Linked DNA regions of Homo sapiens: region 1 is linked to region 2. The links are chromatin loops, found by intact Hi-C in ENCODE. Cell type or tissue: transverse colon. All regions are shown on one strand.

Region 1 (8,000 bases), 53 kb before region 2:
AATATGAGGCTTGACTTAAAAGCACTGCAGGCAGAGAAAATATTTTATAGCTCTGTTCAGGATTAGTTCACTGATTAAAGTTGAAAGGAAGAAGTGTTTAGGAAATAGTTTATCTAAATAGTAGTCTTTATAAAACACAACTCTGATAATGTCAGTCTTTAGCTTAAATTTCTTCAATGACACTCCAAGTAAAATATCTCAAATTCTTAGTATATTCAACCCTATAAGTTCTAGATTCTCATTCCCCCGTCTAGACTTCTTTCTCTCTCCAGCCCATTTCCTACCATTCTGCACTCTTAAGTCCAGCCACACAGGCTGTGTGAAATTCCCAGAAGGTCCCATTTTCCTCTGACACTTTTCTGTATAGGGAGACAACATGCTCTTTGCACAGATTTGAAAAGGCAGTGGGTAGTGTAGGCAGTGAAGTTAGAAAGGTAAACACATTTACGTTAAAGAAAGAAAATTTCAGTTGCTATTAAATAGTTTAAGTAATAATTTTTCAAACCAACTCAGAATGAAGGTATTGCCTATATTTAATGTCCCCTTTTAATAATGAAAGAGCCTAGGCAACATCAAATAGTAACTAAAGCGTTGGTGGATAATATGTATTATGTATACAGATGATACAGAGTTTTTCTCAACTTGCATACGAACATACTAGTAATGGAAAATATAATTCATATCACAATGTAGTGTTTTCTCTCTTAAATCATGCACCCTTGGAGTTGAAACCTTAATTGCATTATTGTTTCATAGAGTAATCATGGACACTAAAAAGACTATGTCTACCTATTCTAAGAAATTCCAGTCTACACAATATTACAAATACAACCTCAAAGGCTTTGAGCAAAAATACACAACAGCATTTGAAGAAAATTCCATTACTTCTTCCTGTAACTTTATGTAGAAGTTCACTATCAGAAACTGTTCATACAAAAGAACAACGATGAAAGCAACAAAGAAGGCTGCTGGGGCAGCAAACAGAACCAAATGGTGCTTGCTTACTTTGCCATAGGTCCAGTAGGAACTCTGACATCTGTTTGAAACCCCTGAACAGAAACACTCATCGCAGCCTTTCCAATTATCCTCTTGCAAATTGAAGAAGCCGGATTTGCAACGACTACAGTCTCCTCCTTCAACATTTTCCTGCAAATAAAGAGATGTATCAGCAACAGAGGTATCCTTCAACATTATGAGCTGCGTCCATGTCTGTATAAGGAAAATATTAACTGTACATTCTTCATTTTACCCTCTCAACTATATTTAACGTATAATGATATTTTTAAAAATCTGCTCAAAAGCTATGTGTTAAGCTGTATCCTTTCTAATTACACTGGTGAGAAAGATTATTGGATGGATGCAAATCTACTCTCGTAAAAGTGACTATGTTGATCTTCATGTAGGTTGAGTGTAGAGTAAATGTCATGATAAATACCTGTGCAGGAATGCATTAGATTGACTAAAATGGGGCCAGTTAGGTTCACTGTTCTGTTATTGAGCTACTTCATTTAAAGTTCACTGTTCTGTTATTGAGGTACTTCATTTAATTTCATGGTAAAATTAAAGACATTAATGCATGGATGTATAATAGAACATTGATATTACACCAGTTATAAATACTTTTCACATTTCAGATTAAAAATATGTACATTTGAGGCAAGCATAGGAATTTGACAGGTAGAGAAACTGGGGTAAAGATCAGATAAAGTAGAAAGCAAAGTTTTCCTCTGGTTAACTTTTTACAGTGTTTTCTGTAACACATCAGTACAATCAGTTAGTCACATAGTGATACTATGGGAAAGATCTATTCTCATTCTGTGACTGCTCTCCAGACTGGTTTCATTAATCCTACTCTCAGTATACTGAAAAATTATTTGTATATAGTTGAGCTTAAAATGTGGACTCAGGCCAGTGAAAGCTGACCATATAATGAAAAACAGGGAAGGATATAATCTCTCAATTTAAAGAGTGGTTAATCTTAACTAATAATTCTAAAGGAAGGCATCCTGCTTTCCAGGAAACAGATTTGTAATATTCCCTACATACGCATTTTCTCTACATTTCCCCTCTTCCTTGAATTCCCTTATTATCAATACTGAGGCTTTTTAAAAAATTCCCTTGGACAACTAACTTCTCTCTCCATGTAGTTTTCGTGGCCCTGTATACATTACCCTATCACAACCACAAAAAAGTATTGCTCAAAGATTGTTCTCTCTAGCTATCTACCATAATCTATTCAGAGGTAGAAATTCTGTCTTACTAACTTTATAGTCTGAGAAAATAACATGGTTCCTGGTACAGCACTGAGCATTAGCTTCATAAAATTTATTAAGTTCAAATAAATCTCTTGGCAGTCATGTTTTTCATGCATAGCAAAGTGCTATACGCATAGTACGAGCTGAATAAAAACACTTTAAACAAACCCAGATTGAGCAGAAGATAGGGATGATAAAATCTGAGAACATATAAGGAAAATCAGAAGAGAAGAGAAAAATAGCATGAAGAAGTAAGGAGAAAAATTTAAGAATAAACAAAGCAGTCCTCCTTATATCCAAGAGAATAATTTGTTTTAAATTAACTTTTTGATACTGAATTTCTATGACTCATTTACAAACTCAGCCACTTCTATGTGGGAACCTTAATAAGCACTGCCCCAAGATTTGTGCCAGCTTACTTTTTAAGGCAGATTTCAGACATTTTGAAATGATAGATATCAGCAAAACTAATCAAACTAATTTCAGACTTACAGTGACAAATAAATCCCCAAAGCACTGAAGTTGAGAGCATCTTCAAAAGAGTATAAAGGCAAGAAAGATGAAACATATCTGTAATTATGATTTAGTTTATCCCGTTGAGGACACAGTACAGCTGTTCTGTATACTGTGTTCTTATGCGCTTGGTCTAATCTACTTTTCATTTACTCTAATTTGAAAGCTTATAATGCCACTATTCTGAGATTCAGACTAAGTTCAACAATTAGAAATTTGCAGACATTAGCTACATTTTCCTTAGCTCCATTTTAGCCTAGTAAAATGACCTTGAAAAAATATGATTAAATAATTTCACATTCAATTTTATTTAATAACCTGAAGCAACACATTAGGGTAGGAATTCTAGGCACTATGAAGATAAATAAGTCAAGGTCTGTCTTTAAATAAGTCTGTCTTTAAAGGCCAATATCTAGTTGGGTAAAAAGATATACTCACAATCAACTATAATGCAAGGTGGAATATGGTAAGTGCATCTGAGAAATAAATAATTACGGGAACATAGAGGAAGCACTAATTTTTGCTATAAGGCTTAAGGAAGCTTTATGACAGGAGTGGAGTTTGACCTGATCCTTGAAGCATGGTTTAAAAATTCAACTTGTGGACATAGATAGAATGAGAGACCGATGTTAGCAAAGACATTGGGAACAAGAATTCATTTTAAAAGTTGGAGGTTTATTCATTATTTATTTTTCAAGACAAATGTGCAGGTTGAGCATCCCTAATCAGAAAATCCAAAATCTTAAATGTTTCAAAATTTGAAACTTTGGGGGCACCTATATGATGCTCAAATGGAATGTTCACTAGAGCATTTCAGATTTTGGATTTTCTGATTAGGAATGATCAGCCAGTATGTATTCTGCAAATATTCCAAAATCCGAAAAAATACCAAATCGGAAACATTTCTGGTCTCAAGCATTTTGGATAAGGGATACTCAGCCTGTATTTAATACTTCCTGTATGCTAGAACTTCACTTGGTACTTGAGATCCAGGGCCCTGCCCTCAGAAAGTCCATCCTAAGAGATATTCCTTAGGAATTGGTAAGTCATTAGCGGTTGTTCATTAGGAGATAAATCAACAGAACTATACTTGAGTAACTTAAGTTGACAGTAGCAGGTAAAATGTCTATAAAATGTGAGACATTGGCATAAAGAAATCTTTCTTTACTACATTATAGAGTATATTTTATATAATTTAGAGTAGCACAGTTCAAACACAGAAGTATAGTGTTCTGGGACTTTTGTGCACATTTTCATAGAGACCAAAATTTCCCGCCTTCTATTAGCTTGTTAATATATATGATCTTGACAGTCTAGTTCCAATTCTTTCTATGTGTCCCCAGGGACATCATTGTTTTTTCAAAATTTCTTTGTGACTCATCGACCATTGTCATCCATGAGTCAGCCCCTAATTGCATTCCTGGCTTATTCTTGGAAGATCCTCTTGACATGAATATTCTAGCACTTAAAGTTTTTTGATTCCCAGCTTGAAAGTGAAGCCATCTGCTTTATGGTTGAGCTCTTTGAATAATTTAACTTCCTCTGTTATCAATATCAAATTATTAATAAATGCTCTGCTCATTATTTCTTATCGTTGCTTTATTCTTTATATTATTCGTTCATCAACTCATAGCTGAACTACTATATACAAGACATATGAGATATCACAGGGAATATAAAAATGCCCTCAAGAGGATTATAGCAAAGGAAGTAGGAATTTTCTTTTTTGCTTTAGTTCCCTTAGCACAGTTTCTACTTGGAGAAATAGAGTCACGATAGTTTCCCTATGTACTTTCTGATGAGGCGGACTTCAGATAATTATATTACAAGGTGGAAGAAAATCACTGCTGTAAGAGGGGTACAGACAACATGTTCTGGATCTGACACCAAATTCATCACCAGTGTCCACTATGCCCCGAAGAAAAAAATAAGACAGAAAAACCAGGGAGTTGAGCAAAAAAGATGTATCCCAAGATTTTCATGACAAGATTAAAATAGGCTACTGTTGCAGTGTCCTCTTCCAGATGTGAGAATGTCTCCAGATGTAAAAATATCTACTAAAGGGCATTTATTGAAATAAATAAATAAATAAATACACACAGTAAAACCATAATTTTGTTCTTTTCTTGCCATCCATAAGATTGGCACAGACCATATATTATACCTTATTACCACCATCCAATTCAGTCCCTAAAGCATAGATGGGAATATAATTGAACCTAAATATCGAATGATGAAGGTAAAAGTTTTGTACCTTCCAGACTGAATGTTATTTTAATCATCATGAGATTTCTATTTTCCTTTATGATTCTATAATTTATTTGTACTGATGAATTTTAAAAAGTTATTAACATATAATTAATTTTTTTCTTTTTTTGTTTATCTATACTTCAATGGTTGCAAAAACATAATTTAATAAAAATTTTTAAAGTTGTTTTAACTGTTAATCTAAACAAAATGGAGTCTAATCTATTAAACCTCTCAGCATTCCTACTGGGAAGCTCCTATTGATCCAATAAATTCATTTTAACACTTTATTTGTATAGAGTCCATTAGTGATTCTTTTCAATTTGCGTATTTAATGATAATTTTCACACTACAGCCTATAAAACACGGTAATTTCTAGAACGCTACAGACTTCCACTCTAGAAATTAATATTCATTCCCTTATATCACCATATTTTCTTAAAACCAAATATTCTGCTTTTGCTATTTCTATACCATTATTCTAATCAATTACATTAATAAAATGAAATATGAACTATAATAGTCATTTTTCCATTGTAAATAATCCATACGTAAATACTTTTATATTCTCACATATTATGATATTAAAACACATCACTTCACTTTAGACTAGTGTTTTCAATCTACTTAATCTATTTTTTATCATCATGTCCCTATGGAGCCTATATAGTCATTTTTTCATAATCATCCCCACCATGAAACTTTAATACTCCAGATATATTTTATGTACAGATGCACCATGTGAATGTTTGCCTTTACATAAAATCAATATGATATTTTTGTTCCCAAAGAACCAATTTTCATTCTTTTAGGAAGAAATGTGTGCTTTAGACATCTATTTCCTTTGAACATAGCTCAATGTTGTGGCCTACGCTACAAAAAATCATGGCTGTCTTTTTTTTCTTTAGTTCTCTTTTCCCTTTAAAAACAAAGTTGAATTAGAAAAATTTTACTAAGTTCTTTTGTTTTTGATTTCTTGAAGTGAGATACTATTGTGTTGACATCAATTTTCTTTTTGCTATAGTTTCCTCAGTACAGTTTTTCTCTGGAGAAATAGTCACCGTAGTTTTCTTGTATTCTTTCTCATAGAAGCTACTGCTTTATAAACTAGGTACAACTTCAGCAGTACATATTGAACTGTGATTGTTAGTCAGCTGGGAGTACTACTGACAAAGTTACCAGGAATAGCTCCAGTGACATTTAAGTTATTTTTTTTGTGTGATAATTGCTTCAGGAATTTCTCAGTCATGCTTGGTTTTTTGGTAGTTTGTAGTTAATTACAGGTTTTCTTCTGTTATGACCTTTAGACTAATGCATCCTAGTATTAAAATAAGTTAACAAAAGAAGGATAATTAGTTAATTAGCAGTATTTGTTGAGGACTTACTCCTAAAACACACTTTTCCAAGGCTAGATAATAGTTGATGGGTTAGGGAGGGAGAAGGAAATACATAAACATTAGTTCTCAATTTTCACAAGTTCAGCTTTTAATATTGTGAAAGAGAACCAGAGCTGGACAGTAGTTAAAACGATGAAAATAGGCTTCAGTGAGAAACTATGGCAATAGAGAAAAAGCAACCTTAGTAAAGAACTAGCCTCCATTCCCAATACAACATGAACAAGTAGGGATTCAGTGCCAAGGAAAAGGGTAGAGATTTATAGCCACGAGCAAGGATCAGGGGCGAACAATCATTAAGAGGAGACATCAGGGGTAGGTAGGGGGGATTCTTGCTAAACCAAATTAACAGGATTCTTGTTGAAGACAGGCCAGAGGGATCAGATATCAAGGGTAAGGTGTTCTTAACACACTGACTTAGCAGAATTCTTGCTTTAACCAAGCTAGGTTTGAGGACAAGGGTCAACGATGAGGCCTCATCAAAAAGAGGACTCAGAGAAGACTTTCCAAAATTTGGTCAAGGAGAGAGTCTGTCCATGTAAAAAATTGACTAACATAATATTATTTGAACTGTAGGGGTTGCAAGAGATAAATTCATTCATGCATGAACCTTTTATGCCAAAAATTCTACATCTGTAATTTAGATTCAGGATTAAATGTACACATTGAAGTCCATTTGTAAAAATGCCCAGGAATCAAGTCTACAAGTTAATGAAGTGACCATTCCTGTACACAAATGAAAAAGAAGAGGGAAATCCAAAACCAATAAAAATGTTAACACACCATAAAAATCCTTTCAGGGAAAAAGAACAGAAACTTATCTCTACTTGGGAAAAGCAATATAAACAACAACAAAAAGTAATCCAGTAGGTATTTATGGTTATACTTTATACTTGTACAGGGCTTCAGTGTGATAATTATACCTACTGAGAGGCAGAAAAGATTCAATAACACCATTTCATAGATTATAAAACAGAATCGGAAAGGCTAAATGACTGTCAAAGCTTCACGAGATTTTAGTTCTCTTCCTTCCTTCTTTCTTTTGTATGAGTCATTGTGTTATCTTCTTATTGTGCAATGGTAAAGAAAATATATAGGGTCCATATCATCACCAGAGGTAAGATAGACATAAAACAGAATTACTCATTATGAGATCATAAAAGAAAAGAAAAAGGTTTGAAAAGTGATTATGCCATGAGAATGATATGACTTGAGGATGCAGGGGCAGCTTTCCTGAGAAAGTTGAAGTTAAGCCGAGCCATTAAAAATGCCTGGCTAAGCAAAGGAATAGGGCTAGAAATGAGGTATCCCAAGAAATCTGAATAGAACTTATAAAATTCCAGATGCTACAAACAACTAAGAGACTCAAGAAATTTAAGCAAAGCTGAAAAACAGTGACTGAAACTCAAGAACATTCTGGAGAGGTAAGCCAAGGCCAGATCACATAGTCTCGTGGGCCTGTAAGGACTTAATGGAAAATGCAATAAAAACAAAGCAAAACAAGATGAAAATACAGACTTTGATTTCTAGTCTTCTACTTCACTATTTATCTTTCTATTATAAGACTTTGATAAAAATAAAAGCACATGTT
Region 2 (8,000 bases):
CACATACTCATTTAGTAATCCCATTGAAGCTCAGTTTGTACTAAGTGTATTATCATCTTTATGAATTGTCAGTAGCTTTATTATATGTATCAGCATAATTACTGAAAAATAATCTTACCATACCTTATCAGAAAGCTTTCACTGTAATTTAAAGAATCTTATTCAAATCAATGGAATATTGAAATATTTTTAAATGTTATAAAATATGAAAGTACCATGAATATATGAAACAGTAATGCACGGGTAATTCAAATATACTGGATAAATGACAAGAGTTTCATAAGATATAATTTATTATACAGATTAATAAAATCTTTAGACCTTTCAGACTAGACATTTCCTTACCAAGAATCTTCCTGGCCTTAATGAACACATACAGGATTATGGACTCAATCTGTTTCCAGGCATTATTTCCAATTATATCAGGCACAGTTTTTGAAGTATTCTGTCAATTTTCCTTTACTTCATATTTTGTTATTTTCTCCAACCAAGAGTTCTCATTTTTAGGGTTATTTTTATTAATTCTAATACTGCTCATTTGCATATTCAGAAAATTAGGTACTCTGAAGTCTTAAAATATATGCTTACCTTTCAGAGCTTTATCTCTGGCCTTCCTCTTTATATTTCAATATTTCCCATTCATATAGTCAGTCTATCACTCATTCACTCAAATATATGTATTGGATATCTACTAGATGGTCACTGAATCATTTTTACTTTCCTTTCTGTGTCATGGTCTATCTTATCTTTAGGCCCTTTCCTCAAACACCTTTTCTGTGTTCTCACTGCTTGCCATTTACACAGATGTACTTTATATATCTTTAAAATCTCAGCTGTGTTGCCAATTCCATCCTCCCACAAATACCTCCATGGACTGTCTAGGAGCTTCTTCTATAATTTATCCAAACTCCCTTGACTCCCCCTATTTTTATTGCCAATTTACTTGCTTGTGTCTGCTACTAGATTTAAGTTCAATGAGGTTATACATTTTCTTATTTATTGTAAACCCTCAGTGTTTAGCATAATGATTTCAGTACATACTATATTATCAGTAATTATTTGTTGAATGAACATATCAATAGCAGTCCCCAAATACTATAGACTGGACTAGAGCTTCCAATGAATTAGCTCTTTCCTCAATCAAACATTTACAATTTGTGCATTGCATGTATCACTTAAAATTTGTATATATTTTAACTGTATTTTACCTATATTTTTAATTCCATTTATTGACTGTTCATCATAAATTCTAGTATAAATTTATTTATTCTAGTCTAATAAATTATTTTAGAGCTACAATAACTTATTTTTAAAAATATTATATGGGTATCTTCATACGTTTAGGTAAATCAATGAAGGATTATTAAATATACTAGTAGAGCCATTTATATTTTTTAGTATACTAGCAGAGCCATTTATATTTTTATCACAAAAAGAAAAATAATTTTATAAATGGATTTGTCCCTTCAGGTGCCTTAATATTCCTTCTACTCAGAACTGGAAAGTCCTCATTTTCATGCAGCATGTAGGGCACTGAATTAGTTTGGAAGGTCTTTAATAAAGGTCTTTTTTTTTTTTCCTACTGTCACTAGAAATTTACACGACCAAATAGAACAACCACTCTTACATGTCCGATGACTACTGAGTGGCTTGAAAGGTAGTGCTGTAATAATAAAATGTCAAGAACTGTGCACAACCTTCTTTAACTTACCTCTTCCAAGAATACAAGAAATGGCAACTTGAACTGTTCAACAAATATGACTGTATCGTTGACAACTCTACCCCTAAGCTTAGACTTAACAGGTCTTTCCTTCTTAGATAAGAAGGTATTATGCTTTCGATACCTAACACTGTGACCACAGGTCACGGATGGGTGACCTGTAACCCATAATAACTGAATGGAAGATCCTGGTATCCTTCCCACTGGTCATAACGCATAAAAGGAACACTGACCACTAAGTGCCTGAAAATTTTAAAAAGCTGTAAATCATTACTGCTTGATTCCAATTGTCCCTGAACTTAAATTGCCATTCTTCTTTTCTTTAATTTCTTTAGAATTACAGTCCTTGCACTTGTCATTCCTGAATGAAAGCTTTGCCTTCCACAAAATATTTAAACATATTCTTCAGTCAACACAACAGTCTTTAATAAATTTCAGCATAATAAGAAAATCAGTTTTCTTTAAAGATTATTTGCTATTTTATATTTTTATTTTTCTTTTCTGCTAGTGAAACTAGTTAAAAGGTTTGTGCAGCTTTTTTTTTTTTCCTGCTGGTCAAAGAAGAACATGTCTCTTCTCTCCCTTCTCTCTCTCTCTCTGTCTCTCTCTCATGTTGTATCAGAGTTGGCTGTAACATTTTCTTTTTCTACCAATAGCAGATTTCATGTGGCAGTGCTTTCTAACTACTATGGAACTACCAAACACCAGAAGAACTAACTTTTTAAAAATGATCAAAAATAGAAGCAAAGCCTTAGCTGCTTTAGGAGTTCCAATTTTATCAAAGTCTCTATGATTCTTTTTCTTAGAAAGCCTCTGGTGGTCGTCCTGCTTTGTACAACTCAAAGCAACCAACAAAGCATTTACTTCTAAGCCCCTTACTCAAGATGAGCTTAGGTTAGTTTCATCTGAAACATGCCCAGGTGGGTGACCTGTAATCCACAGAATTGAGTGAAAGATCCTGGTATCGTTCCCATTGGGCATGACGTACAAAAGGAACAGTGATTACTAAGTGCCTGAAATTTTCAAAAAAACAAAAAAAATTACTAAATGCAAATTTCCCCCTTCCCTCTCACTTTTTTTTTTCTCTGAAAGGAATTTGACATACAGGAGTTCATTTTACATCTATTTTTAAATGCTTTCAAATAATTTTTAAAAAGTACTCGAAGTTGAAATATTGTATTTATCTTTGTGTTTTTCTTTCTTCAGTTAAAGTATATAATAATTACACAGATAAAAGAAGAGTTGTCAAAATAGAGCTTCTCAATCTCTTTTGGGAGCTTCTCATTTACATTTTATCAAATGCAGACACCACTGTTAAATCTTTGTGCTGTTAAGCTAAGACTATATAGGAATACACAGCTAGGAAAGAATCTAAGAGGAGTAGCTTCAGAGCAAGTCATTAGAGAAAAACACCAGAAGGAAGTTCTCTCACTCTCCTCGAACATTTGCATTGCTCCAAATTTTGTTTTGGGTGTGCCCCAACCAGAGATATCATAAGAGGATAAAATCATTAGTCATGTATTCCAACCTCATTGCTATTTCAGAAATTACAATACACAAGATCTTGTACACAAAAACAATAGTAGTTATTCTTGCAAACTTACTGGATATGAGACACTCTTGCATGTGATCTGTATGTATGAACTCATATAAGATTAACTCATTTAATGGTTACAATGTGTTCGATTCCAGTCTGAATTCACTGAATGTGCCCATCACTACCCACAGAGGAAGGGTTCAATAAGCATTTGTTGGATGAAAAAGAACTGGTCATCTAGGCCCCTTTTGAAGACTTGTAGTGACCGAAAGCTCACCACTAGTGAGAGTCTATTCCATGTACCTTCCCTTCATTCTATCATCTGATTTGGGATTCCATTCCAATCCTGTCTATGACAGACCCAGTATTTTAACTCCATCTCCTCTTTATCGTCCTCCTGTTGCTCTTCTGGAATAGTCTTTACTGTTTGATTTTCTGCAGATCTTGGCTTTTCTTCATGAATTTGTGTTGGATGAATTTGTATTCTATCCATTCTAGGCTTCCTGGGGTAGACTTTTTACCGTGCCCTAGGTCACCATGTAGGACCTGTCATGGGATCCGACGGTGCCCAGGTCCCCTGAGAAGGGGCAGGAGTGAGGCAGATTAGAGTACAAATGTCACTAAGCCAAAGGATAGTTCCAGACCCAATATCACCTCCTGCCATTGATCCATATCAGTAGAGACCCTCCTGGTAAATAGAAGGAAAGCTCTATGCTGACCAAAATCAGAACTGAAACATGCCTAAGAGTTGAGGGCTAAAGCAGGGGTCCCCAACTGCTGGGCCATGGACCAGTACTATCTGTGGCCTGTTAGGAACCAGGCTGCACAGAAGGAGGTGTCTGAGCTCCACCTCCTGTCAGATCAGCAGCTGTGGCATTAGGTTCTCAAAGGAGCACAAGCCCTATTGTAAACTGTGCATGTGAGGGACCTAGCTTGCAGGCTCCTTATGAGACTCTAACTAATGCTTGATGATATGAGGTAAAACAGTTTCATCTGGAAACCCATCCCCACTCCCCATCCCCCCTGTCAATTCCATGGAAAAACTGTCTTCCACAAAACCAATCCCTGGTACCAAAAAGGTTGGGGACTGCTGGGCTAAAGCATTATTCTCCGGAAAAGAACCAACAACTCCTAAAGTCTTACTAACATCTTAATAAATGAAATTGGTTATGATAGGTTTAGTACTTAAGTACTTTAGTAAGTAAAAGCTATTCCCTAGTTTTCAAAAATACGTATGCTTTATGGTAAATTCTACAAAGAAGAAAGTGCTAAAACCTCAAATTATAGGGAGATGAAGAAAATATGTTAATAACAAAAATAAATATGTGAAATAACATGATCTCCCTTAATGTGGAGAGCTGCTAGAGAAAGTTCCGATAGAAAACAAAGTAACTGAGAGTACAATGACCTACATTGGTGAGACGGAACAATCAGTACACTTGAAAGTCAGATAACAGCAGCTCAAAGGAAAACTTAAGCAACATTTTCCTGTTTTGTTTTCAGTCCCCGTGTGGGAACACTTGTTTAAAATAAAAATAAAATCTTGGAGCAGGAGGTCTAAATACAGTGCCAGATCCTGTGTCATTAGATTGGAACAAAACCTAGACAGGAACTTAAAAGAGAAATTCAGTCTCCTTCATTCTCATTCTCTGACTCAAAGGTTCTTCAGAGAAAAGTTGAATTGTGTGTGCGCGTGTGTGTGTGTGTGTTGAATTGTCTCTGTGTGTGTGTGTATTTTACGAGTACACAAATGAAAAGCTGTATAAATACATTAATTTGGATTTTTACTCATATGTATAGAAGCAGCATTTCAGGATAGCTACTAGCAGCCTCCACTGATTTAATGTTCAGAAAGCTTAAAACTCAAGATGTCAGAGACTTTAAATTTATGGAATCATACTAATGCATACAGGAGTTTAAGCAGAGACACAAGCTCTTCAAGACTGAGCATTCCATTGGCTAGCTAATTTCTAATGTTCTTAACATTGTGTGTATGCAAACTGGAGTTCCTAGTGACTGTCACCATCCTCCCACACTCTGACACTTGCCTACCAACTCCCTATTCTCACCTCTCAATATATCAACATTCTCTGAATGTTCCCTTCTTTTGCCACCTTTCCCTCTCCTCTTAGTTTTGCTTTCACATGACTAATTTTTTGGTGTCTCTTTCCATCACTTTACCTAGTCTCCATTCTTCTTTACTTTTGCCCCGTTTAATTTTATTTCATCTGTAGAGTGAAATTGCATATTCACAGTTGGTCAAGTTTCTCCGCATTCAAGTAAAATCATGTGTTCAATTACTCTAAATACAGCCCCTGGCCTAGCTCTGTAAAAGGAAACTGTAGGCCTCTCTGATCTTTTCTCATTGCACAAGGAATTTTAAAAAATTAAATTATTTTGCAGAACAAAATTGTATATTTTCATAAATGATGAGTCTTCACTTCAGTGGGTTTATAAACCTGAGTCTATGTGTACAACTGTAAGGATGTTTGTATGTATATGCTTTTCTAATATTGTCTATCCCCATGTGCCTGATACTTTGTGTGATTGCATGTACGTATGTGTGTTTGTGTGTGTGTTCAGAGAGTTAACCATAGTTTAAGATCAAATTTGTTGGAGACAAATTGCTTGTGTTCAAATTCTGGCTCCTCCACTTACTATCTGTGTGAATTTAGACAATTTACTTAATCTCTCTATACCTCAGTTTTCTCTAACAAAGGTAAATAAAAATAATATCTATCTTATAGTGCTGTTTGGTGGATTAAAAGAAATAATTTATGTAAAATGATTAGAACAATATCTAGCACACAGGAGAAACTATTGTTAGTTGCCATTACCCTTGAAAGAGTTAAAAAAAATGTAAATGACACTGGATCTCTCCATTTAGCAGGATGTGCTCCACCCTTTATAGCAGTTACCTGTTACCAACCTGGACAGCCTGAGACAACATGAATAAGTAAGTTTCCATCCACAATAAAGAGGTGCTTCTGGAAATGCTAAGGTCACTGAACATCAATAGGAGAATGTGCATCAAGGAAAGCAGGACATGTTCTTGGGTTTGCATTCTTATCCATATCCAATTTTCATGCAAGCAATTAAGAGTAAGGTCAGAGGCTGGTGCGGTGGCTCACGCCTGTAATCCCAGCACTTTGGGAGGCCGAGGCGGGCCGATCACGAGGTCAGGAGATCGAGACCATCCTGGCTAACACAGTGAAACCCCGTCTCTACTAAAAATACAAAAAATTAGCCAGGCGTGGTGGCGGGCGCCTGTAGTCCTAGCTACTCAGGAGGCTGAGGTGGGAGAATGGCATGAACCCGGGAGGTGGAGCTTGCAGTGAGCCGAGATTGTGCCACTGCACTCCAGCCTGGGTGACAGAGCGAGACTCTGTCTCAAAAAAAAAAAAAAAAGAGTAAGGTCAGAGTTCTTTCTAGCTCAAATCCCCTCCAGATCTGTGCTGAGGTGCTGAGGCTGTTGCTCTGGGGATGGCCTATAGTCTCATCCCCTGACTTTTGCGGTTGAGATCAGAGTAGACGACTAAGGACCAACACGAAGGTTGTAGGAAGAGGAGATTGTAGAATTATTGACATCTGGGGAGTAGTTTGTGAGAAGCGGGAAATGAAAAACAGAAGAACGTGATGGAGAAGGGATCCTCTATACATCTGACTTCATACTTAAAATTTTGTTAGAGCCACCACATTTGTAGCTCAACATTGTGATGTACACAGATGGTGAGATATCATTTAAAAATATCAAAGTTCTAAGAAAGTGTTTCATTGAGGAGATTTGTAGTTAATTTTACATGGCTTATAGGACAACAACAATTTTGATACAAGTAAACAGTACCCCAAGGTTTAGGTTCCTACCATTATTCTGTACAGAGTTGGATCCTAATCATCTATTTACTAGTTTTGTAGGATGTTGGCTCTGTGCACCTCGACATCTGTACAGCACCAACAGATCCCTAGTTCCTTCAAAGAAACAGAGTACACAAAGGGACCTCTCCTCCCACACAACCAGAAGATGAAGTTTTCTGTAGATTTAGCAAGCACACAGTGTTCTTGTTCCTTTGCTGGACTCAGACTAATAACTGACCACAGGGAGCTGCAGGGCCATGCCCTCAAAGAAGCTCAGATACAGCTTGTGTTGATGGTTAGCTGGCAGGGAGTTGGGGACAAGCTAAAACTCAGGACCTTATTTTCTGTCGGGTCCATGCAGGATAGCTAATATTAAGAAATATTACAACTCAAGAAAAATGAATAAACAGCTGATGAGAAGTCACTGATCATTATTGTAAGTTATTTGTCTAAAGTGGACTTCATTTCACAACATTCCTTTTCTCTTTCCTCTTGACAAACACAGCATGAATGAAAGGTAAAAAGAATAAAACATTTAATCAATCATCCAGGGGCCAGGGCTGAATTGCTTTCTTTTATACATTTGCTGCCAAGTTCACAGAATCAGGGTTGTTTTCAATTATTTGTAATATGCTTTCCCAGAAGAATTTATAATAGGTTGTTTAGGCACTGTTCCCTTTTCTATTAAGGACAAAAATACAACCGTTCTTTCTTAGCAAAAAGAAAAGGGAGTGTAATTAGGAAAATTATAATGAATGTTGCTGTTGGGCTTAAGAGTTGTTTTGTTTGTTTGTTTTCATTTCTAAACTGGCTCACAATGAGAGATGGCAACAAAACTGTTTCATTTATCCTTCCCTCCCATTATCTTATTTCCAAAACAAGAAGCTA

The links. Hi-C counts contacts between places; a loop is a spot of excess contacts. Peaks named below come from ENCODE experiments on the same cell type or tissue, not always from the same donor. Only the 100,000 strongest peaks of a DNase experiment are listed, where the experiment ranks them.
Region 1: a loop joins it to region 2, with 11 times the contacts of the local background. A loop is called at or near these places in 2 of 110 quality-filtered maps.

Annotation. Positions count from the first base shown.
Region 1 is chr6:129,183,351-129,191,350 of GRCh38, reverse strand. It overlaps LAMA2 (laminin subunit alpha 2), which reads right to left. Exons shown (of 65, transcript NM_000426.4): 11 at 1,006-1,146. Among named protein-coding and RNA genes, the nearest start is that of LAMA2, 300 kb to the right of the region's middle. In transverse colon, no CTCF peak of the experiment used is centred here; no DNase peak of the experiment used is centred here.
Region 2 is chr6:129,130,834-129,138,833 of GRCh38, reverse strand. The region is part of intron 4 of LAMA2 (laminin subunit alpha 2); the gene reads right to left. Among named protein-coding and RNA genes, the nearest start is that of LAMA2, 250 kb to the right of the region's middle. In transverse colon, no CTCF peak of the experiment used is centred here; no DNase peak of the experiment used is centred here; H3K27ac peaks cover 1,463 bases.